Linked DNA regions of Homo sapiens: region 2 is linked to region 1. Evidence: read pairs that join two places in POLR2A ChIA-PET (ENCODE). Cell type or tissue: PC-3. All regions are shown on one strand. Each heading gives the region's core, and the rest is flanking DNA. Links, peaks and the distances in the headings are about the cores only.

Evidence for each region. ChIA-PET counts read pairs that join two places held together with the same protein. Peaks named below come from ENCODE experiments on the same cell type or tissue, not always from the same donor. Only the 100,000 strongest peaks of a DNase experiment are listed, where the experiment ranks them.
Region 2: POLR2A ChIA-PET joins it to region 1 with 6 read pairs; 1 of 35 experiments calls an interaction of 5 or more read pairs at or near these places.

What each region holds. Positions count from the first base shown.
Region 1 is chr19:10,117,345-10,129,432 of GRCh38, forward strand. EIF3G (eukaryotic translation initiation factor 3 subunit G) reads right to left here and starts at 2,555. Exons shown (of 11, transcript NM_003755.5): 1 at 2,496-2,555; 2 at 2,310-2,356; 3 at 1,744-1,827; 4 at 1,524-1,612; 5 at 1,324-1,383. The coding sequence starts at 2,515. RefSeq lists enhancers at 1,301-2,057, 2,058-2,813. In PC-3, for the core only: a CTCF peak has its summit at 2,639; DNase peaks (open chromatin) are centred at 2,627 and 3,667; H3K4me3 peaks cover 2,040 bases; H3K27ac peaks cover 2,302 bases.
Region 2 is chr19:10,473,803-10,486,014 of GRCh38, forward strand. No RefSeq gene overlaps it. Among named protein-coding and RNA genes, the nearest start is that of KEAP1, 23 kb to the right of the region's middle. RefSeq lists an enhancer at 5,441-5,510. In PC-3, for the core only: a CTCF peak has its summit at 9,921 (motif pointing right); a DNase peak (open chromatin) is centred at 9,959.

The sequences.
Region 1 (12,088 bases), core at 542-5,541:
TTGTTTCCTGAGTACACGCCAGGCCTGAGCTCCAGGAGGCAGGGCAGCTGTCAGCCTCCGGGTCCAGGTGACAGCTACACAGCGTGGGGCCTGCGCAGTCTGGCGGACCAGCTCCCACCAGGGCGCAATACTCAGGGATGTGCAGGGGTCCACCTAGACCTCCGGGCCCTTGAGCTAGACAACCTGAGCCTCAGCTTCCTCCCTTATAAAACGGGAACCACAAAAGCTTCCTGCCTCCCTGGGCTCCTAAGGAGACTGAATGAGAAACACTTCGTGCAAGGTGCTTGGCATGGGGTATGTTACAATTAAGTGCACAGCAAGCTGTTCTAAGTATACTTATTGCTAACGCTTCTTCCAAAAACTGCTGCGACCACCTCCTGCTTCCGTTCCTGCAGGTTGACAGGCCAAGAGGAATAAGAATCTAACCGTGGCTGGGCGCAGTGGCTCCCTCCTGTAATCCCAGCACTTTGAGAGGCGAAGGTGGGAGATCTCTCAAGCCCAGGAGCTGGAGACCAGCCTGGGCAACATAGTGAAACCCCATCTCTACAAACAATTAAAATTAGCCGGTGTGGCAGTGCACACCTGTAATCTCAGCTACTCAGGAGGGTGGGGTGGGAGGATGGCTTGAGCCTGGGAGTTCAAGGCTGCAGTAAGCTATGATCGTGCCACTGTACTCCAGCCTGGGCAACAGAACTGGACACTGTGTCTTTAAAAAAATTAAAAGAATCTAATTTTTATTCGATATTTACAATCGATGTTATTTGATATTTATTAATATAATTTGATATCTATCATCGAACTTTGATTAGATATTTATCATCATTTATTTAGTTGCTATTTATCGACTGCTGTGCCTTGGACTTTTCAGGGCCCCAAGACAGTGCAAGCACCCCAGGCCTCAGTTCAGCTTCAACAAAATAGGTACAAAGAGGTAAGCCTGGCCGGGTGCGATGGCTCACACCTGTAATCCCAACACTTTGGGAGGCCTAGGTGCGCAGATCATGTGAGGTCAGGAGTTCGAGACCAGCCTGGCCAACATGGCAAAACCCCGTCTCTACTAAAAGTACAAAAATTAGCTGGCGTGGTGGCACATGCCTGTAACCCCAGCTACTCGGGAGGCTGAGGCAGGAGAATCACTTGAACCCAGGAGGCGGAGGTTGCAGTGAGTCGAGATCGTGCCACTGCACTTCAGCCTGGGGGACAGAGCAACACTCTGTCTCAAAAAAAAAAAAAAAAAAGAGTTAAGCCCCATCTCTAAACACAAAGTCCGGGAGCACGGTTTTCCAATTCCTCTAGGTTAGCCCTGGGGAAGAAGAGCCTCACCTTCCTCCTTGCGACAGCCTTTGAAGCCTTCCGGGTCTCAATCCTGAAGGTGCGGACAATCTGAGGATGGGAGGGGAGAAGGGTCAGGCTCCTGGGACCAAGGGATCTCCTTTATCAACCTCCTCAACACACCCCACCCCATTCCGGTCTATGGGCCCCCAAGCACAAGGGTCCCCACTCCCTGCACCCCCCACCCTCACCTTGAACTTCTTGCCATCCTCATCTATCTTGTACTCTGTCACTGTCTTTATGTTTCCGTTGATGACCTCCTTGGGAGGCGGCAGTGGAGCTGGCAGAAGGGGAAAAACAGAGAAAGACTGAGCCCTGGGTCATGGGGATCAGGAGCGGCAGGGCTGGAGGGAGAGGCAGCCCGGACACCGAGTGGCAGTCCTCACTCACCTCCCGGCAGTCCTCACTCACCTCCCGGCAGTAGCTCTGGCTCTGGGCTGGTGTCACCTGTGGCCAGAGGGATCCCCTTGAGGAGCTCGCTGGTGACACATTTGTCTGCAAAAGGCAGCGTAGGAAGGAGGAGTCAGCTCCAGGGGCAGGAGCTCCCCAGCTGCGATGGAAGGGCTTTTGGGATGACGCCTACAGCAAAAGCGGAGAAAGGCAGGCCAAGGGCAGAGGGCTGGCCAGGCAACGCACTGGGATGGCCCTGTGGGGACTCGGAGTGGCAAGGATGGGAGATCCCTCGTAGGAAGGTGGGTGCCAGGCCATGAAGCCAACCAGGCGCCAGTAGAGAAACAGGAGACGGGAGATTACAACTTCCTCCCTGGAGGGGAACAGCTGGGAGGCAGTGGCATGGGAGGAAGAGGGACCCGCCGGGGAACACCTGGAGTTGGCAACAGGCGGGTCCCAAGGAGGATGGCGCGGGGCAGGGGCAGACCGTGACGGGGTACACGGTGCCAGACTGGGAGATGGAAGCAGGCGGCAGTCACACGGCTTGGGCCTGGCCGCGAATACCCCGGGCGACCGTGTACACTTACCGTCCTCCCCCTCCTCCTCCACCTGGTCGGCCCAACTGGGCTTCGAACTGCGGAAACAAATGTGTGGGGAACGAAGATTAAGTCAGCCAGGCCCGGCTCCCGCAGCCTCGGCGTACCCAGGCCCCATAATACTTCCCAGAGCACCCCAACCGCTTCCCGTGCCCCTTTCCGCGATCGCCGACTCACTCAAAGTCTCCAGTAGGCATCGCAAAAAGTATTCTCCACGCAGCCCAAGCCCGGCCAGAGAGCGGAAGCGGGCGAAAACGAGACTTCCGGTGCCGCCGTCGCCGCCTAGAGGGGCCCAGCCGCGGCACCCACAGCGACACCTGCGGACGGAGGTGGAGGCGCACGCGGCTGTGTATGCTACTGGGCGCTGCTGGTACCAGAGTAGGGCCAGCGGGGGCAGAGGCTGATTTCAGGGCTGGTCCTATTAACCTTTAAAATTAAAATAGGCCAGGCGAGGTGGCTCAAGCCTGTAATCCTCGCACTTTGGGAGGTCGAGGCGGGCGGATCACCTGAGGTAAGGAGTTCGAGACCAGCTTGGCCAACGTGGCGAAACCCCGTCACTACTAAAAACACAAAAATTAACTGGGCGTGGTAGTGCGTGCCTGCAGTTCCAGCTACTCGGGAGGCTGAGGCAGGAGAATCGCTTGAACCCGGGAGGCGGAGGTTGCAGTGAGCCGAGATCGCGCCACTGCACTCCAGCCTGGCGACAGAGCGAGACACCGTCTCAAAAAAAAAAAAAAAAAAAAAATTAGCCAGGCGTGGTGGTGGGCACCTGTAATCCCAGCTACTCGGGAGGCTGAGGCGGGAGAATCGCTTGAACCCAGGAGGCGGAGGCTGCAGTGAGCCGAGATCGCACCACTGCACTCCAGCCTGGGGCTGCAGAGTGAGACTCCGTCTCAGAAAAATAAGTAAAATTAAAATAAATAATAATAATCATAAAGCTCACTTATTGAGTGCTTATTGTATATGAAGCATGGTGAGGAGGATATTACTTCCATTTTACAGCTGAAGAAACTGAGGCTCAGACTGGGTGCAGTGGCGCCTGCCTGTAATCCCGCACTTTGGGAGACCAAGGCGTGGGGATGGCTTGAGGCCAGGAGTTTGAGACAAGCCTGGGCAACATAGTGAGACCCCTGTCTCTAAAAAAGAAAAAAAGAAAAAGAAAGAAAAAAGAAACCAAAGTTCGGGGAAAACAATCCTTTTGCTTAAACTGTTCCTTGTCTTCTTTCCCGATCCCAATGATTCAGATGCCAAGTGGCCTCCCCTCAGCCACTCCCTCTTCTTTTCTTTGTAGCATTCTTGGCTTTCCGGTATAATTTTGTGCATTTACTTGTTTATTGCTCAGCTCCTTGCTCTAAGCACAACCGTCCTCAGTCGAAGTGATTCATGATGACTCCCCAGGGGAAAAAACTGGTCCTCAGGGAGGAAAAAAATCTTAGATATTGTGGTCTTCCAAAGCCAGCTCTATCAGACAGCATTTATCCCTAAGTATTTAGTTTCTGCCTTTAGGGAGATATTAAATGTAATTAAATTGAAATTAATTTAGTTGATGTAAATTCAATTTTAGGATAATTCGGGTTTTCTCCTAAGAAGGGTGATAATGAACAAAAAACGTTTGACAATGTCGGACGCAGTGGCTCACGCCTGTAATCCCAGCACTTTGAGAGGCCAAGATGGGCAGATCTCTTGAAGTCAGGAGTTCGAGACCAGCCTGGGCAATATGGCGAAACCCCGTCTTTACTAAAAATACAAAAATTAGCTGGGTGTGGTGGCCCGCGCCTGTAATCCCAGAACTTTGGGAGACTGAGGCAGAAGGATCACTTCAGCCCTGGAATTCGACCAGCCTGGGCAACACATAGTGAGACCCCCCATCTCTAAAAAACAACTTTTTTTTTTTTTTTTGAGATGGAGTCTCACTCTGTCGCCCAGGCTGGAGTGCAGCGGCGCAATCGCGGCTCACTGCAACCTCTGCCTTCCGGGTTCTAGTGATTCTCCTGCCTCAGCCTCCCGAGTAGCTGGGATTACAGATGACCACCACCACGCCGTGCTAATTTTTGTGTTTTTAGTAGACGGTTTAGTAGAGACGGGGGCCCACCTCGGCCTCCCAAGGTGCTGGGATTACAGGTGTGAGCCACTGCGCCCGGCCCTTAAAAAAATTTTTTTTTTTTAATCAGCTGGGCATAGTTCTGTGTGCCTGTAGTCCCAGATACTCAGGAGGCTGAGGTGGGAGAACAGCTTCAGCCCAGGAGGTTGAGCCATGATCATGCGACTGTACTTCAGCCTGGGTAACAGAGAGAGACCCTGTCTCAAAAACACACACACGCACACACACACACGCAACAAAACAAAAAATAACTTGTAAGGGAGAATGCCCTGAGAAAAATAAATAAGAAGACAGGAAAAAAAAGTTTATGCTTTTTTATCCTCTGAGTTGTGAGTGAGGAGGCCACTCAAGTGTTTGGAATATCACCAACTTTTCTTGTGGAAAAAATTATTCTAGAAGCCTGTAGAGAGCCAAGTGGAAGGGAAAACATTAGCTGGAGAGCAGGAAAGAGAGGCACGCCGCTGTGGCCTTTCAGGAGGGTGGCCTGGCTATATTGGTGAAAATATGAAGCTGGTCCAAAGGACTGATAAACATTTTTACAAGCTTACTCAAATGTACTCTGAGCAACACAAAATCCAAACAACCCAGCAGATTGGGCAAAGCTTCAAAAATTCGATATCACCCCGTGGTAGTAAAGATGTTATAGGGAAACAGGCTGGGCACCTGTAATCGGGAGGCCGAGGTGGGTGGATCACCTGAGGTTAGGAGTTCAAGACCAGCCCCTGGCCAACATGGTGAGATGCCGTCTCTACTAAAAATACAAAAAAAAAAAAAAAAAAATCTGGCCATGGTGGTGGGTGCCTGTAATCCCAGCTACTTGGGAGGCTGAGGCAGGAGAATCGCCATTGCACTCCAGCCTGGGCGACAGAGCAAGACTCCATCTCAAAAAAAAAAAAAAAAAAAAGAGGAAGCGATATATAAAATGGCATATATTACAGGAACCAATTTGTGTAAATCTTCAACAGCACATAGATATGCAGATATATGCAAATCATTTCCTGGAAAGAAAGAATCAGAACCTGTTAATGAGGAATGCTTTGGAAAGAAGGCACCAAGAAAGGAAATATTATTTTTGGACATGTATTAATATATAATATGCATTTATGTAATATATGTGAGATGTAACATATAAATATATTTCTTGGCTGGGCACTGTGGTTCGTGCCTATAATCCCAGCAGTTTTGGAGGCCAAGGCAGAAAGATTTCTTGAGCCCAGGAGTTCAAGACCAGACTAGGCAACATCATTGAGACCCCATCACTACACACAAAAAATTGCTGGGTGTGGTAATGCACGCCTGTAGTCCCAGCTACCTGGGAGGCTGAGGTAGGAGGATTGCTTGAGCCCAGGAGGTCAAGGCTGCAGTGAGCTATGATTGTGCCATTACACTCTGGCCTGGGTGACAGAGCAAAAACCCTGTCTCTAAAAAAGAAAGAGGCTGAGCACAGTGGCTCACGTCTGTAATCCCAGCACTTTGGGAGGCCAAGGCAGGCAGATGACCTGAGGTCAGGAGATCAAGACCAGCCTGGAAAACGTGGTGAAAACCCATCTCTATTAAAAATACAAAAATTACCTGAGCATGTTGGTGCATGTCTGTAATCCCAGCTACTCAGGAGGCTGAGGCAGGAGAATCGCTGGAGCCCAGGAGGTGAGGCTGCCATGAGCCAAGTGCTGGGATTACACAGGTGTGAGCCACATCAAGGTTTGGGTGCAAGAGTACATCTGGTTATAGATTACAGAAGCATAATACCCTGACCCCATTAGATGTTATTTTATGTGTAGGAAAAGGTTTGAACCAGGTCCTTTTTTTTTTTTTTTTTTTTGAGATGGAGTCTCACTCTGTTGCCCAGGCTGGAGGGCAGTGGCACAATCTCGGCTCACTGCAAGCTCCGCCTCCTGGGTTCACGCCATTCTCCTGCCTCAGCCTCCTGAGTAGCTGGGACTACAGGCACCCGCCACCACGCCCAGCTAATTTTTGTATGTTTAGTCGAGATGGGGTTTCACCGTGTTAGCCAGGATGGTCTTGATCTCCCGACCTTGTGATCCGCCCACCTTGGCCTCCCAAAGTGCTGGGATTACAGGTGTGACCCACCCGTGCCCGGCCCAGGTCCTTTTTTTCTTTTTTCTTTTTTTTTTGGGGGACGGAGTCTTGCTCTATTGCCCAGGCTGGAGTGCAGTGGTGCGATCTCAGCTCACTGCAACCTCCGCCTCCTGGGTTCAAGCGGTTCTCCCGCCTCAGCCTCCTGAGTAGCTGGGATTACAGGCATGCACACCACCACACCCGGCTAATTTTGTATTTTTAGTAGAGACGGGGGTTTCTCCATATTGGTCAGGGTAGTCTCGAACTCCCGACCTCAGGTGATCCGCCTGCCTGGGCCTCCCAAAGTGCTGGGATTACAGGCATGAGCCACCGCACCTGGCACGCCTTTTTTTTTTTTTTTTTTTTTTTGAGACAGGGTCTTTCTCTGTCACCCAGGCTGGAGTGCAGTGGCACGATCACAGCTCACTGCAGCCTCAACCTCCCCAGGCTAAGGTGATGCCCTTGCCCTGGTCTCCCAAAATGCTGGGATCACAGGCATGAACCACCGTGCCCAGACTCATTTAAGGAATATAGTGACTCGGGCAAGGGACATGGTGTGCCCTGTGCTCTGTCCTGTTTTGTCTTCAAAGCCTTGTTCTGTAGAGCTGCGCAGACGTGTCTCACGTGTCTCAGAGTCAGGGGCTTTGTGAAATTACGCTGGAAAGCAGAATTGAGCAAACCCAGCTTAACATTAGTTACTTTTTCTCACATTTTCACAACAAAATATCACAGACTAGGAGGCTTAAACAGCACACATTTATTTTCTCAGTTCTGGAGGCTGGAAGTCCAAGATCACAGTGTCGGCAGGGTTGGTTTCTTCTGAGGTGGGGGCACCTTCTCCCTCGGTCCTCACGTGGCCTCCTCTGTGTGTGTCTATGTCCCAATCTCTTCTTCTAAGGACATCAGTCATATTGGATTAGGGCCCACCCTAATGACCTCATTTAAACTTTTTTTTTTTAATTATTTTTTTTAAAGGTGAAGTCTCACTCTGTAGTCCAGGCTGGAGTGCAGTGGTGCAATCTCAGCTAATGGCAACCTCCACCTCCTGGGTTCCAGTGATTCTCCTGCCTCAGCCTCCCGAGTAGCTGGGTCTACAGGCATGTGCCACCACACCTGGCTAATTTTTGTATTTTTGTATTTCTAGTAGAGACGGGGTTTCACCAAGTTGGCCAGGCTGGTCTCAAACTCCTGATCTCAAGTGGTTTGCCTGCCACGGCCTCCCAACGTGCTGGGATTACAGGCATAAGCCACCACACCTGGGTTTAATTTTCTCTCTAAAGGTCCTGTTTCTGCTGGGCACAGTGGATCACGTCTGTAATCCCAGCACATTGGGAGGCCAAGGTGGGCGGATCCCTTGAGGTCAGGAGTTCGAGACCAGCCTGGCCAACATAGCGAAACCCCTGTTGTCTACTACAAATACAAAAATTAGCCAGGTGTGGTGGCAGGCATCTGTAATCCCAGCTGCTCGGGAGGCTGAGGCATGGCAATCCCTTGAACCCGGGAGGCAGAGGTTGCCATGAACCAATACTGCGCCACTGAACTCCAGCCTGGGCGATGGAGTGAGACTCCTTTTTTTTTTTTGAGATGGAGTTTTGCTCTTGTTGCCCAGGCTGGAGTGCAGTGGCATGATCTTAGCTCACCGCAACCTCCACCTCCCGGGTTCAAGTGATTCTCCTGCCTCAGCTTCCCTAGTAGCTGGAATTACAGGCATGTGCCACCATGCCCAGCTAATTTTGTATTTTTAGTAGAGACGGGGTTTCTCCATGTTGGCCAGGCTAGTCTTGAACTCCAAACTCAGGTGATTCGCCTGTCTTGGCCTCCCAAAGTGCTAGGATTATAGGTGTGAGCCGCCGCACCCGGCCAAGACTTTGTAAAAAAAAATAAAAATAGGCCATGCGCGGTGGCTCACACCTGTAATCCCAGCACTTTGGGAGGCCGAGGTGGGAGGATCACTTGAGGTCAGGAGTTCGAGACGAGCCTGGCCAACATGATGATACCCCATCTCTACTAAAAATACAAAAATCAGCTGGGTGTGGCCAGGCATGGTGGCTCACGCCTGTAATCCCAGCACTTTGGGAGGCCAAGGTAGGTGGATCACCTGAGGTTGGGAGTTCGAGACCAGCCTGACCAACATGGAGAAACCCTGTCTCTCCTAAAAATACAAAATTAGCTGGGCGTGGTGGCGCATGCCTGTAATCCCAGCTACTCAGGAGGCTGAGGCAGGAGAATCGCTTGAACCCAGGAGGCAGAGGTTGTGGTGAGCCGAGATCCTGCCATTGCAGTCCAGCCTGGGCAACGAGAAGGTAACTCTGTTTCAAAAGAAAAAAAAAAAAAACAGCTGGGCGTGGTGGTGCGTGCCTGTAATCCCAGCTACTAAGGAGGCTGAGGCAGGAGAATCACTTGAACCCAGGAGGCGGAGGTTGCAGCGAACCAAGATTGCGCCATTGCACTCCAGCCTAGGCAACAGAGACTCCATCTCAAAAAAAAAAAAAAAGTAAATAGAGATAAAAAGAAAGAAATACTAAATTGATGGACATGCAGATGTGGTAACAGCCAAAAAACAGGGGCAGAAAGGAGACGTGGCAATGTCCTTACTGTGGTTTTTCTAGGGAAGTAGATGGGCACCTCAGCCTTACATGTTTATTTCATTTAAAAAACAGCCTTCCACTATGAACTATGGTATGGTGGTTCCTCAAAACATTAAAAATAGAACCACCAAATGACCCAGCACTTCCACATCTGCTTTATACTTACAAGAATTGAAATCACTGGAGACCAGCCTGGGCAACAGAGTGAGACGCCATCTTTACAAAAAATAATCATATATTAAAAGGAAAAAAAAAGAAGCCAGGCACGGTGGCTTACACCTGTAATCCCAGCACTTTGGAAGGATGAGGAGGGACGATCATTGGAGCCCAGGAGTTTGAGACCAGCCTGGGCAACATAGCAAGAACTCATCTTTACTAAAAATAAAAATAAAAATTAGTTAGGCGTGATGGTACATACTTGTAGTCCCAGCTACTCCAGAGACTGAGGTTGGGGGATCTCTGGAGCGAAGGAGTTCGAGGCTGCAGTGAGCTATGATCGCATCACTGCAGTCCAGTCTGGGTGAAAGAACAAGACCCTGTCTCTAAAAAGAAAAGACAAGGTTTCTAATTCTTACACCAAAATACATCCTCAAGTTGTTCTTGGTGAAGGATCGTATACCTGAAAATGTGACCACTGAAAAAGTGGGATTAAAAACAAGGAAATTCAGGCCAGGCGCGGTGGTTCACACCTGTAATCCTAGCACTTTGGGAGGCTGAGGCAAGCGGATCACCCGAGGTCAGGAGTTCAAGACCAGCCTGGCCAACATGGTGAAACCCCATCTCTACTAAAAATACAAACATTAGCTGGGTGTGATGGCCCATGCCTGTAATCTCAGCTACTCAGGAGGCTGAGGCAAGAGAATCCCTTGAACCCAAAGATGGAGGTTGCAGTGAGCAGAGATCGCGCCACTGCACTGCAGCTTGGGTGACAGAGTGAGACTCCATCTCCAAAAAAAAAAAAAAAAAGGAATTCAACAAGTTGGTTAGATTCAAAAAACACAGTTTACAAAATCACAGCCAATACAAATGGAGCATCTCTCCATAGGCAAAGGACCATGGTTTAGAAATCAAGAAAACATCCCATTTATATTAGTAATGAAGGGACTAAATACTTAGGAATCAAGTTATGAAGTCTGCAAGATCTGGATGAAAAGCTGTGGACACAAAGGAATTCCTGAACAAACAGGACAAACCCTGTTCTTAGAAAGGAAGGCTTGTCATTAACATGTCAATTCTTCCAGAAGTCTGCAAAGTTAATGAAATCCCTATAAAACACCTGCTTGACTTTTAGCGGCTGTGCCAGTTCTAAAGTTTCAATCCAGTCATTCAACTCCTAGAAAAGTAGCCTAGACGTGGATACACATGTGTATACAAATCTATGTCCAGCCATCCCTCGGTATCCCCAGGGGATTGGTTCTAGGACCCCATGTGGTACCAAAATCAGAATGTGCTCAAATCCCTAATATAAAATGTCATAGGCCGGGCATGGTGGCTCACACCTGTAGTTCCAGCACTTTGGGAGGCTGAGGCGGGTGGATCATTTGAGGTCAGGAGTTCAAGACCAGCTTGACCAACATGGTGAAACCCCGTCTCTACTAAAAATACAAAAAAATTAGCCGGGCGTGGCGGCACATGCCTGTAATCTCAGTTACTTGGGAGGCTGAGGCAGGAGAATCACTTGAACCCGGGAAGCAGAGGTTGCAGTGAGCCAAGATTGTGCTACTGCACTCCAGCCTGGGCGACAGAGTGAGACTCTGTCTCAAATATAAAATAAAATAAAATAAAATAAAATGGCATAGTATTTGCATATACGCTACACATATTCTCCTGTGTACACTACTTTTTGACAGAGTCTTGCTTTGTCACCCAGGCTAGTGCAATCTCGGCTTAATGCAACCTCCACCTGCTGGGCTCAAGTGATCCTCCCATCTCAGCCTCTGGAGTAGCTGGGACTACAGGTGTGTGCCACCATGCTCAGCAAATTTTTGTTATTTTTTGTAGAGAAGGTGTTTCGCCATGTTGGCCAGGCTGGTCTTGAACTCCTGGCCTCAAGTGTTCCTCCTACCTTGGCCTCCCAAAGTGCTGGGATTACAGGCATGACCCACTGCGCCCGGCCTCTCCTGTGTACTTTATGTCGTCTCTAGATTATTTGTAATACCTGACATAACGTCTACACGTTGCTTTATTCTCATGGATTCCATGTAGTACTTGGTAAGTGGCAAATACAAGTTTTGCTTTTTGGAACTTTGTGGAATTTTTCTGAATATTTTAAATCTGTGGTTGGTTGAATGCCAGAGGTGGAACCCTTGGATACAAAGGCCTGACCTGCATCACAATTCAATCTACTGCTCTTGAGACTGTAGTTGTTTCCAAACAATATAAAGAAAAAAAGTTCAAATAAAGGCTTTCTAAGAGATTTATTGTATAACATAGTGAGTATAGTTAATATATTCTTGTCCAGGCGCAGTGGTTCATGCCTATAATCCCAGCATTTGGGGATGCCAAGGCAGGTAGATCGCTTGAGCCCAGGATTCTGAGACCAGCCTGGGCAACAAAGCGAGATCCTGTCTATAAAAAAATATAAAAATCAGCTACCAGGCATGGTAGCTCATGTCTGTAATCCCAGCACTTTGGGAGGCCGAGGCAGGCAGATCGCTTGAGCCCAGGAGTCTGAGACCAGCCTGGCCAACATGGCGAAACCCCATCTCTACTAAAAACATAGAAATTAGCCAGGCCTGGTGGCAGGCCTGTAATCCCAGCTACTCGGGAGACTGAGGCATGAGAATAGCTTGAACCCAGGAGGCAGAGGTTGCAGTGAGCCAAGATCGCACCACCGTACTCCAGCCTGGTGACAGAGTGAGATTCCGTCTCAAAAATAAATAAAAATAAAAATAATGATTAGCTGGGTATGGCGGCACATGCCTGTGGTCCCAGCTACTACAGAAGCTGAGGTGGGAGGATCACGTGAGGCCAGGAGTTTGAGACCACCCTGAGCAACACAG
Region 2 (12,212 bases), core at 7,213-12,212, 360 kb after region 1:
GGCTGGGTGCGGTGGCTCACACCTGTAATCCCAACACTTTGGGAGGCCGAGGCAGGCAGATCACTTGAGGTCAGGAGTTGGAGACCAGCCCAACCAACATGGTGAAACCCGCGTCTCAACTAAAAATACAAAAAGATTAGCCAAATGTGGTGGCACATGCCTGTACCAGCTACTCAGAAGGCTGAGGCAGGAGAATTGCTTGAACCTGGGAGGTGGAGCTTGCAGTGAGCTGAGGTCAAGCCACTGCACTCCAGCCTGGGCGAAAGAGCGAGACTCCGTCTAAAAAAAAAAAAAAAAAAGACCAGGTGTGGTGGCTCACACCTGTAATCCCAGCACTGTGGGAGGCCGAGGCGGGTGGATCACCTGAGGTCAGGAGATCAAGACCAGCCTGACCAATATGGTGAAACCCCGTCTCTACTGAAAATACAAAAATTAGCTGGACGTGGCGGAGGGCACCTGTAATCCCAGCTACTCGGGAGGCTGAGGCAGGAGAATCGCTTGAACCCGGGAGGTGGAGGTTGCAATGAGCTGATATCATGCCCCTGTACTTCAGCCTGGGTGACAGAGTGAGACTTTGTCTCAAGAAAATAAAAAAATTTTTTTAGGCCGGGCGCGGTGGCTCACACCTGTAATCCCAGCACTTTGGGAGGCCGAGGCGGGCGGATCACAAGGTCAGGAGATCGAGACCATCCTGGCTAACACGGTGAAACCCCATCTCTACTAAAAATACAAAAAATTAGCCAGGCAAGGTGGCAGGCGCCTGTAGTCCCAGCTACGCGGGAGGCTGAGGCAGGAGAGTGGCGTGAACCCCGGGGGGTGGAGCCTGCAGTGAGCCGAGATCATGCCACTGCACTCCAGCCTGGGCGACAGCAAGACTCCGTCTCAAAAAAAAAAAATTTTTTTAAAAAAAGGGCAGATGTGATGTTCGGAACACCTCCTGTATTGGGACAGACTGAAAATATGGGTCAAAAATGGCAGTGATGGCCGGGTGCGGTGGCCCACGCCTGTAATCCCAGCACTTTGGAAGGCCGAGGCCGGTGGATCACCTGAGGTCAGGAGTTCGAGACCAACCTGGCCAACATGGAGAAACCCCGTCTCTCTAAAACCCCAAAACTTATCCAGGCATGGTGGCACACACCTGTAGTCCCAGCTACTCAGGAAGCTGAGGCAGGAGAATCGCTTGAACCCGGGAGGCAGAGGTTGCAGTGAGTGGAGATTGTGCCATTGCACTCAAGCCTGGGCAACAAGAGTGAAACTCTGTCTCAAAAAAAAAAAAAAAAAAAAAAATGGCAATGACACATGACCATCAGCTGGCTCTCCAGGGTGGGGAATTCACCTTTTTTCCAGCAAAGGTGAACAAGGGCAGTGGGGCACAGCAGGGAGGCCACGTAATCTGAAGGAGGCCAGGGGAACCTGGGGAAGGAGTGGAGTCGGTTCATTATCTGAAATTGACATCAAGGCTTGCAGGCTTCCTGGTACTGGTCTTGAGCAAATGGCTCCGCCTCTCCCAGACTTTAGAGGGCTCTATCCTGTGCTAAACTTTTTAAGATTATCTCATTGACTCTCCAGCTGTTCTTGAGATATGGACTAGCATTGGTTCCATTTTGCAATTGAAGAAACTGAGGGCTGGGATGAGATCGCACAATATGGAGAAAATTCGAGGAAATAAGACGAGGACCTCGCTTCACCCAGTGCCTGTTCAACAGTGATAGCTGTCCCCATACTTTTATGTTATTTCAGGTGCACGAAATCTTGAGATGTAGGTAGTATTTCTCCCTCTCTAACAGCATAAAAACGTGTCAGTGCCGGCCAGGTGTGGTGGCTCACGCCTGTAATCCCAGCACTTTGGACGTGGTGGCGGGCACCTGTAATCCCAGCTACTCGGGAGGCTGAGGCAGGATAGTCCCTTGAACCTGGAAGGTGGAGGTTGCAGTGAGCTGAGATCATGCCACTGCACTCCAGCCTGGGCAACAAGAGTGAAATTCCATCTCAAACAACAACAAAAAAAAGTCAATGCAAATCAAAATAAGACATTTATTTTTTATTTTCTTTTGCAAAGCATTTTCACAGCTCATTTCTGTTCGTGCAAGCTAGAACATACAGCTTTCCAGGAATGGTCTGACAATATTTATCAAAAACATAACCAGCTGGGCGCAGTGGCTCTTGCCTGGAATCTCAGCACTTTTGGAGGCTGAGGTGGGAGGATCATTTAAGCCTAGGAATTCAAAACCAGCCTGGGTGACATAGTGAGACATGTCTGTCTGTCTTTCTTTCTTTCTTTCTTTCTTTCTTTCTTTCTTTCTTTCTTTCTTTCTTTCTTTTTCTTTCTTTCTTTCTTTCTCTCCTTCCTTCCTTCCTTCTTTCCTTCCTTCCTTCCTTCCTTCTTTCTTTTCTTTCTTTCGAGACAAGATCTCACTCTGTTATCCAGGCTCCAGGCTGCAGTGGCTAATTGCAGACTCAACCTCCTTAGGCTCAGGTGATCCTCCCAACTCAGCCTCCCAAGTAGCTGGTATTAGAAGCATCTGCCACCATGCCAGGCTAAATTTTTTTTTTTTTTTTTTTTTGCTCTTTTGTAGAGATGGAGTCTCGCCATGTTGCCCAGGCTGTTCTCAAACTCCTGGACTCAAGCGATCCTCCTGCCTCGCCCCCCCAAAGTGCTGGGATTACAGGTGTCAACCATCGCACCTAGACCTGAGACATGTTTCTAAAAAAAATTTTTTTTTTGAGACAATGTTTCACTCTTGTTGCCCAGGCTGGAGTGCAATGGTGTGATCTTGGCTCACTGCAACCTCGGCCTCCCGGGTTCAAGCGATTCTCCTGCCTCAGCCTCCCAAGTAGCTGGGACTGCAGGCACCCACCACCACGCCCGGCTAATTTTTTTATTTTTAGTAGAGATGGGGTTTCACCATGTTGTCCTGGCTGGTCTTGAACTCCTGACCCCAGGTGATCCGCCCGCCTTGGCCTCCTAAAGTGCTGGGATTACAGGCGTTAGCCACAGTGCCCGGCCAAAAATTTTTTTTTTTTTTTAGACGGAGTTTCGCTCTTGTCGCCCAGGCTGGAGTGCAATGGCACGATCTCAGCTCACCGCAACCTCTGCCTTCCGGGTTCAAGCAATTCCCCTGCCTCAGCCTCCCAGGTAGCTGGGACTACAGGGATGCGCCATGACGCCCGACTAATTTTTGTATTTTTAGTAGAAACAGGGTTTCACCATCTTGGCCAGGCTGGTCTCGAGCTGCTGACCTCATGATCCACCCGCCTCGACCTCCCAAAGTGCTGGAATTACAGGCATGAGCCACCGTGCCTGGCCAAAAAATATTTTTTTAAAGATGCAACTGCTTGGCCAGGCACGGTGGCTCATGCGTGTAATCCCAGTACTTTGGGAGGCCAAGGTGGGAGGATCACCTGAGGTCAGGAGTTCAAGACCAGCCTGGCCAACATGGTGAAACCAACCTCATCTCCACAAAAATAACAAAATTAGCCAGGCATGATGGTGGGTGCCTGTAATCCCAGCTACTCCAGAGGCTGAGGTGGGAGAATCGCTTGAACCCATGAGGTGGAGGGTGCAGTGAGCCGAGATCGTGCCGTTGCCCTCCAGCCTGGGTGACAGAGTGAGACTGTCTAAAAAAAAAAAAAAAAAAAAGATGCAAAGATGCAAATGCTCAAATATCTAAAGTAAAAAATGTCTCTATTCTCCTTGGTCAGAATAGTGAAGAATTATTAATAATCCAGGTGACCACTATTAAGGAGTTATTAAATTACTTTTCACCTATATGATGGAATAATATGCAACCATTAAAAATGATCAAGTGGGCTGGGCGCAGTGACTTACGCCTGTAATCCTAGCACTTTTGGAGACCGAGGCTCGTGGATTGCCTGAGCTCAGGAGTTCGAGACCAGCCTGGGCAACACAGTGAAACCCTGTCTCTACTAAAATACAAAAAATTAGACGGGCGTGGCAGTATGCGCCTATAGTCCCAGCTACCCGGGAGGCTGAAGCAGGAGAACTGCTTGAACCCAGGAGGCCGAGGTTGCAGTGAGCCGAGATTGTGCCACTGCACTCCAGCCTGGGCAACAGAGCAAGACTCCGTCTCCAAAAAAAAAAAAAAAAAAAAAAAATCAGGTGGATCTATGTTTATTGAAATGGCCAGAGATATTCACAGTCAGAACAGCAGGTTTCAAAATATTCTGTATTATATGATCCTACTGAAAAGTAACATGCAGAGAAAAGGCAGTTACCCATCCAGATATTCACAGTGTCTCCAGTGGTGGGATTAAGAAAGATCTGTGTCTTCAAACACTGCGGAAGGCCGCAGGGTCCTCTGCCTAGGAAAACCAGAGACCTTTGTTCATATGTTTATCTGCTAACCTTCTCTCCACTATTGTCCTATGACCCTGCCAAATCCCCCTCTCCGAGAAACACCCAAGAATGATCAATAAATACTAAAATAATTTTTTAAAAAAGAAAGATCTGTGTCTTGTGTAGTCTTTGACATTTTCTGAACATTTTGCAATGAGCATATATTACATTCATTGATGATCGATTGATTGGGACAGGGTCTCATTTGTCACCCAGACTGGAGTGTAGTGGTGCAATCACAGCTGACTGCAGTCTCGACCTCTCAGGCTCAAGCAATCCTCCTGCCTCAGCCTCCCAAATAGCTGACAGGCACCTGCCCCTGCCCCCAGCTACTTAAAAAAACTTTTTGTAAAGATGGGTTCTCACTATGTCGCCCAAGCTGGTCTCAAACTCCTGGGCTCAAGCGATCCTCCTGCCTCAGTGTTGGGATTACAGGCGTGAGTCACTGCACCCAGTCTATATTACTTTTATAATCAGAAAGTTATTTTATAATCAGGGGAAATGAAAAACATCTGGTATTTATTATCTGGGAGGCACAAAAACGTGGTGGATAAGCACACAGATTCTAGATTCAGCTTTCCTGGATTTTGGCTCCAACTCAGCCAAGTTAATGGCTGGGTTAGTCTGGGCAGGTTACTGGCCAAGGGGGGAAACCATGCCTCAGTTTCCCCCATTGTAAAATCCAAATAACAATAGCTTAGGTTTACCGAGAGGTTGTTATGTGACAAGCACTGTTTGTTTTACGTAAATCATCGAGGTAAATGCTCACAACAGCCCTATTAAGTAAGTACTATTATTATAAAAAGGGTCACAGGCATAGGCAGGGAAGGAGGTAGGGCTGGGAGTCGGAGCCCGTGAGCGCCCCCTAGAGTAGGGCTAAGGGGCGGGGGGGCGGGCTACAGCAGAATAGGGACCCAGCGCACTCGCAGAACGAGGGGGGAGGCGAGGCGAGAACGAGCGGGAGTTTTTTTCCCGACTACGATTGGCTGGTGTAATTGTCATCACTTGAAAAGGCAGCCAATGAGAGGCGCGGTCGCCTCGCTGGTGGAAGCCGAGAGCTGAGCGAAGTGAGGCGTGCGGAGCCAAAGGCGCTAGAGCGATAGCGGGAGCCCCGGACCCCGAAGCGGTTGAGGGGATCCAGGCCTCACAACGTCTTGAGAGTGGCCCCAGCGTCGTTCCTAGTCTCTTCGGCAGACCCCAGCGTCGTCCTTCTTTTCCTGAGAATATCCTGACACCAGTCGCCCGTTCCAGAAGGGGACACTTGGCGTCATCCCTTTTTTTCTGAGTGACCCCAGAGTCGTCCTCACTTCCTGAGGGGGATCCTGGCGTCATCCGCCCTTCTTGAGGGGACCCTGCTGTCACTACCCTGTCCTGATGGCCAGCACCGCATTGTCCTTTCTTCCCGCGGGAAACCCGGACATCATCCCCTCTTTCTGGCGGGGACCCCCATGCCATTATCCCCTCCTGAGGAGACCCCAGAGCCAGAGCCGTCCCCCCTTCCTCAAGGCTCCCCAGCGTTGTTTCTTCTTCCCGAGAAGGGGCCTGGTGCTGTTCCCCGTTTCCAGAGTGTTTCCTATCGTTGTCCTCCCCACACTCAGAAGGCATCTGTCATCCCCCCTTTTTCTGAGATCAGTCCCTTCCTCCTTTCCAGTTTAAGGCCGACCCCTGCAAACGCTTCTGTGGCACCCATAGATAGAAGGCCCAAAGACCCCCCTGTGCTCCCTTGCCCCCAATTGAGCAGACGGGAAGGCAAAAGACTCAGCTCACCCCATGAAGATGGGAAGAAACCGAAACTAGCTGATGAAGGAACTCACTATGCCACATGAGAAATCATTTAGGGCCGGGCGCAGTGGCTCACGCCCATAATCCCAGAACTTTGGGAGGCCGAGGTTATCATATAAGATCAGGAGTTCGAGACCAGCCTGGCCAACATGGTGAAAACCCGCCTCTACTAAAAAATACAAAAATTAGCCGGGAGTGGCGGTATGGGCCTGTAATCCCAGATACTCAGGAGGCTGAGGTAGGAGAATCGCTTGAACCCAGCAGGTGGAGGTTGCAGTGAGCCGAGATCACACCACTGCATTCCAGCCTGGGCAACAGAGTGAGACTCCATCTCAAAAAGAATAAATAAATAAAAAGAATTTGCCAGTCAACAACAATTTTTTTTTCTTGCCTCCCGGGTTCACGCCATTCTCCTGCCTCAGCCTCCCGAGTAGCTGGGACTATGGGTGCCTGCCACCACGCCCGGCTAATTTTTTGTATTTTTAGTAGAGACGGGGTTTCACCGTGTTAGCCAGGATGGTCTCGATCTCCTGACCTCGTGATCCGCCCACCTCGGCCTACCAAAGTGCTGGGATTACAGGTGTGAGCCACCGCGCCCGGTCAAATACAAAATTTTAAAACAACTTTTATATATACTCAGTTAAGGCAGACAAAACAAGTCTCTGATTATTTCATTCACTGAGGCAATATTAATTTTTGAGACACTTCCACACAGATTTACATTTTAAAAAAAATGTCAGGTGCGGTGGCTCACTCACACCTGTAATCCCAGCACTTTGGGAGGCTGAGGCGGGCGGATCACGAGGTCAGGAGATCGAGACCATCCCGGCTAAAATGGTGAAACCCCGTCTCTACTAAAAATACAAAAAATTAGCCGGGCGTAGTGGCGGGCGCCTGTAGTCCCAGCTACTTGGGAGGCTGAGGCAGGAGAATGGCGTGAACCCGGGAGGCGGAGCTTGCAGTGAGCCGAGATCGCGCCACTGCACTCCAGCCTGGGCGACAGAGCGAGACTCCGTCTCAAAAAAAAAAAAAAAAAAAAAAAAGGAAACTTAAGGGCCAGGCACGGTGGTTCACGCCTGTAATCCCAGCACTTTGGGAGGCCGAGGTGGGCAGATCACCTGAGGTCAGAAGTTCGAGACCAACCTGACCAACATGGAGAAACCCCGTCACTACTAAAAATACAAAATTAGCCAGGCGTGGTGGTGCATGCCTGTAATCCCAGCTACTCGGGAGGCTGAGGCAGGAGAATTGCTTGAACCGGGGAGGCAGAGGTTGCAGTGAGCCAAGATCACACCATTGCACTCCAGCCTGGGTAACAAGAGCGAAACTCTGTCTCAAAAAAAAAAAAAAAAAAAAAAAAAAAAAAAAGAGGCTGGGGGGTGGCTCATGCCTGTAATCCCAGCACTTTGGGAGGCCAAGGAGGGCAGATCAGGAGGTCAGGAGATCGAAACCATCCTGGCCAACATGGTGAAACCCCGTCTCTACTAAAAAAAAAATACAAAAAATTAGCTGAGCGAGGTGGCTGATGCCTGTAGTCCCAGCTACTCGGGAGGCTGAAGCAGAATGGCGTGAACCTGGGAGGCGGAGCTTGCAGTGAGCTGAGATCGCGCCACTGCACTCCAGCCTGGGCGACAGAGCGAGACTCCGTCTCAAAAAAAAGAAAGGGAAACTTAAAATATTCATAAAGATTAATCGAGTGAAAGGCCAGGTGCCGTGGCTCACGCCTGTAATCCCAGCACTTTGGGAGGCCGAGGAGGGCGGATCATGAGGTCAGGAGATCGAGACCATCCTGGCTAACACGGTGAAACCCCGTCTCTACTAAAAATACAAAAAATTAGCCGGGCGCGGTGGCGGGCACCTGTAGTCCCAGCTACTCGGGAGGCTGAGGCAGGAGACTGGCATGAACCTGGGAGGCGGAGCTTGCAGTGAGCCGAGATAGCGGCACTGCAATCCGGCCTGGGAGAAAGAGCGAGACTCCATCTCAAAAAAAATAAAAAATAAAATAACTGAGTGAAGGGGGACAGGTGCTTTGGCTTATGCCTATAATCCCAGCCCTTTGGGAGGCTGAGGCAGGAGAAACTCTTGAGGTCAGGAGTTCAAGACCAGCCTGGGCAACATAGCCTGCTTGGTGGCGTACACCTGTGGTCCCAGCTACTTGAAAGACTGAGGTGGGAGGATCACTTAAAACTGGGAGGTCATGCCTGTAGTAGTGAGCCTTGATCTGGCCATAGCCCTCCAGCCTGGACAACAGAGTCACTCTGTCTCGAAAAAATAAATAAAAATAAAAAAATAAACTGAGAGACGGCCAGGTAGGATGACATGTGAGGAGTAGACGGATGTAGGGTAGAAATAAAAGAGACCCCATGTAGGATAGTTGAGACTTGAGGGAAAAATAAACCAACTTCTTGGGTAATGTAATTATTAGTCTTTCAGGCCCCTGAAGCTGAGCGTAAATGAAGGCTGAGGCAACTGAAGTTGGCACTAGGAGATTCGGTTTCCTTTTCTTACCACCCTTATCAAGATAATTGCTTAATCCCGGAGGATCCTGGGACATGTAGTCTAAAAAGAGTGTTCCTGCTTTAAAAGGTGGCACCGGCCGGGCGCGGTGGCTCACGCCTGTAATCCCAGCGCTTTGAGAGGCCGAGGCGGGCGGATCACGAGGTCAGGAGATCAAGACCATCTTGGCTAACACGGTGAAACCCCAACTCTACTAAAAATACAAAAAATTAGCCCGGCGTAGTGGCAGGCGCCTGTAGTCCCAGCTACTCGGGAGGCTGAGGCAGGAGAATGGCGTGAACCCGGGAGGCGGAGTTTGCAGTGAGCCGAGATTGCGCCACTGCACCCCAAACTGGGTGACAGAGCCAGACTCCGTCTCAAAAAAAATAAAATAAATAAAATAAATATAAATAAATAAAAGGTGGCACCACAGGCCGGGCGCGGTGGCTCACGCCTGTAATCTCAGCACTTTGGGAGGCTGAGGCGGGCAGATCACGAGGTCAGGAGTTCAAGACCACCCTGACCAATATGGTGAAATCTTGCCACTACTTAAATATACAAAAATTAGCGGGACATGGTGGCACATGCCTGTAGTCCCAGCTACTTGGAAGGCTGAGGCAGGAGAATCGCTCGAACCCAGGAGGCAGAGGTTGCAGTGAGCCAAGATCACACCACTGCGCTCCAGCCTGGGCAACAAAGCGAGACTCTGTCTCAAAAAAAAAAAAAAAAAAGTTTGCGCCATAAAATTAGTTACAACCCTGAGCAGTGGATAGGGTGCTGGTGCTTGCAGGAGGGCGAGTCCTTTAAATAGGGAACTCCCTCAAAGCATGTGCACTTTTATTTGATTTATAAGAAATATCATTTGGTCCAAAGTTTTGAAGAATGAAACAGATGTTTGCTCTTGTTGCCCATGCTGGAGTGCAGTGGTTAAGATCTCGGCTTACCACAACCTCCACCTCCCGGGTTCAAGCGGTTCTCCTTCCTCAGCCTCCCGAGTAGCTAGGATTACAGGCATGTGCCACCACGCCCGGCTAATTTTGTATTTTTAGTAGAGACAGGGTTTCTCCATGTTAGTCAGGCTAGTCTAGAACTCCCGAGCTTAGGTGATCTACCCATCTGGGCCTCCCAAATTGCTGCGATTACAGGCGTGAGCCACCCCACCTGGCCCGGAGAATGCTACTTTTAAAAATAGGAACAAGCCAGGAGCTCATCCAATCTTGTTCCTTTTCTAACTTTCTTTCTCTGGAAATAGTTCCTTTTCTAACTTTCTTTCTCTGGGCCTCTTTCACCCAGAGGCCCACAAGAGGGTGCTGTCTGCCTTTTAGATGGAACTTCCTGACTCTGCCCTGAGGGTATTCATCCCAGAGCTATACCTCCCGGGTTCAAGCGATTCTCCTGCCTCAGCCTCCCGAGTAGCTGGGATTACAGGCACATGCCACCACGGGCAGCTAATTTTTGTATTTTTAGTAGAGACAGTGTTTCACCATGTTGGCCAGGCTGGTCTTGAACTCCTGACCTCAGGTGATCCGCCTGCCTCAGCCTCCCAAAGTGCTGGGATTACAGGCGTGAGCCACCACACCCAGCCTTATTTTATTTTAGAGTCAGGGGTATTGCTGTGTCACCCAGGCTAGAGTGCAGTGGTGCAGTCATAGCTCAGTGCAGCCTCAAACTCCTGGGCTCAAGTCACCTCCCGCCTCAGCCTCCCAAAGAGTTGTGATTACTGGCATGAGCCATTGTACCTGGACAGCCTGTGAATTTTACTTATTTATTATTTTTATTTTTGAGACAGAGTCTTACTCTGCTGCCCAGGCTGGAGTGCAGCGGCGCGATCTTGGCTCACCACAACCTCTGCCTCTCGAGTTCAAGTGATTCTCGTGCCTCAGCCTCCTGAGTAGCTGGGATTACAGGCGTGCACCAGCACCCCCAGATAATTTTTGTATTTTTTAGTAGAGACAGGGTCACACTACGCTGTCCAGGCTGGCCTCCCAACTCCTGAGCTTAAACAATCCACCTACCTTGGCCTCCCAAACTGTTGGGATTATAGGCAGGAGCCACCACACCTGGCCCAGCCTATGAATTTTATCTATTTATTTATTTATTATTATTATTTTTTGAGACGGTGTCTCGCTCAGTAGCCCAGGCTGGGGTGCAGTGGCGCGATCTTGGCTCACTGCAAGCTCTGCCTCCTGGGTTTACGCCATTTTCCTGCCTCAGTCTCCCAAGTAGCTGGGACTACAGGCGCCAGCCACTGCGCCCGGCTAATTTTTTTTTTTTTTTGTATTTTTAGTAGAGACGGGGTTTCACCGTGTTAGCCAGGATGGTCTCGATCTCCTGACCTTGTGATCCGCCCGTCTCGGCCTCCCAAAGAGCTGGGATTACAGGCGTGAGCCACTGCGCCCAGCCATGAATTTTAAATTATACAACTAAAGTGGTCTGCTGTGAAATGTTATCATGATCATTCTAACGTCAACAGTCTTGACAATTCTGCCCAATTTCAGCATTTCAGGTTTCCAGTACTTAACTCATTCCTAAGTAAATAATACTACATTACAAGGCAAGGTGACACACACCTGTAATCCCAGCACTTTGGGAGGCCGAGTCAGGGGATCCCTTGAGCCCAGGAGTTCAAGACCAGCCTGGGCAATAAGGCAAAACCTCATTTCTATAAAAAATACAAAAATTAGCTGGGCATAGTGGCACATGTCTGTAGTCCCAGTTACTGAGGAGGCTGAGGTGGGAGGATCACTTGAGCCCAGGAATTCAACGCTGAAGTGAGCTACTATCCCTCCACTTCAGCCGGGGCAACAGAGCAAGACCTTGTCTCTGGGAAAAAAAAAGAAAAACTTGAAAGAGAAGAACTATTGAGGAAGGAAAAGGGTGATACCTTTGGTTGTGTCTAAATTTACCAGGCTGCACGTGGTGGCTCATGCCTATAATCCCAGCACTGTGGGAGGCCAAGGTGGGTGGATCACTTGAGGTCAGGAGTTCGAGACCAGCCTGGCCAATATGGTGAAACACTGTTTCTACTAAAAATACAAAAATTAGCTGGGTGTGGTGGTGCGCAGCTGTAATCCTAGAGACTCGAGAGGCTGAGGCAGGAGAATCGCTTGAACCCTGGAGGAGGAGGTTGCAAAACTCCGTCTTGAAAAAAAAAAGTAGGCCGGGCATGGTGGCTCACGCCTGTAATCCCAGCACTTTGGGAGGCCGAGGTGGGCGGATCACCTGAGGTCAGGAGTTGAGATCAGCCTCACCAACATGGAGAAATCCTACTGAAATACAAAACTAGCCAGGCGTGGTGGCACATGCCTGTAATCCCAGCTACTCGGGAGGCTGAGGCAGGAGAATCACTTGAACCTAGGAGGCAGAGGTCGCAGTGAGCTGAGATCCCGCCATCGCACTTCAGCCTGGGCCACAAGGGCAAAACTCCATCTCAAAAAAAAAAAAAAATGACCTTGGGGAGCCCTAGGAGATGTGACTAGGAATTAGCTGCTTGTCTTCCAAGGCAGCTGAAACTGAAGGACAACTGTGTGGCTTGCCTACGGGGAGAAAGATGCCCTACATATAAAAATGCGATGGG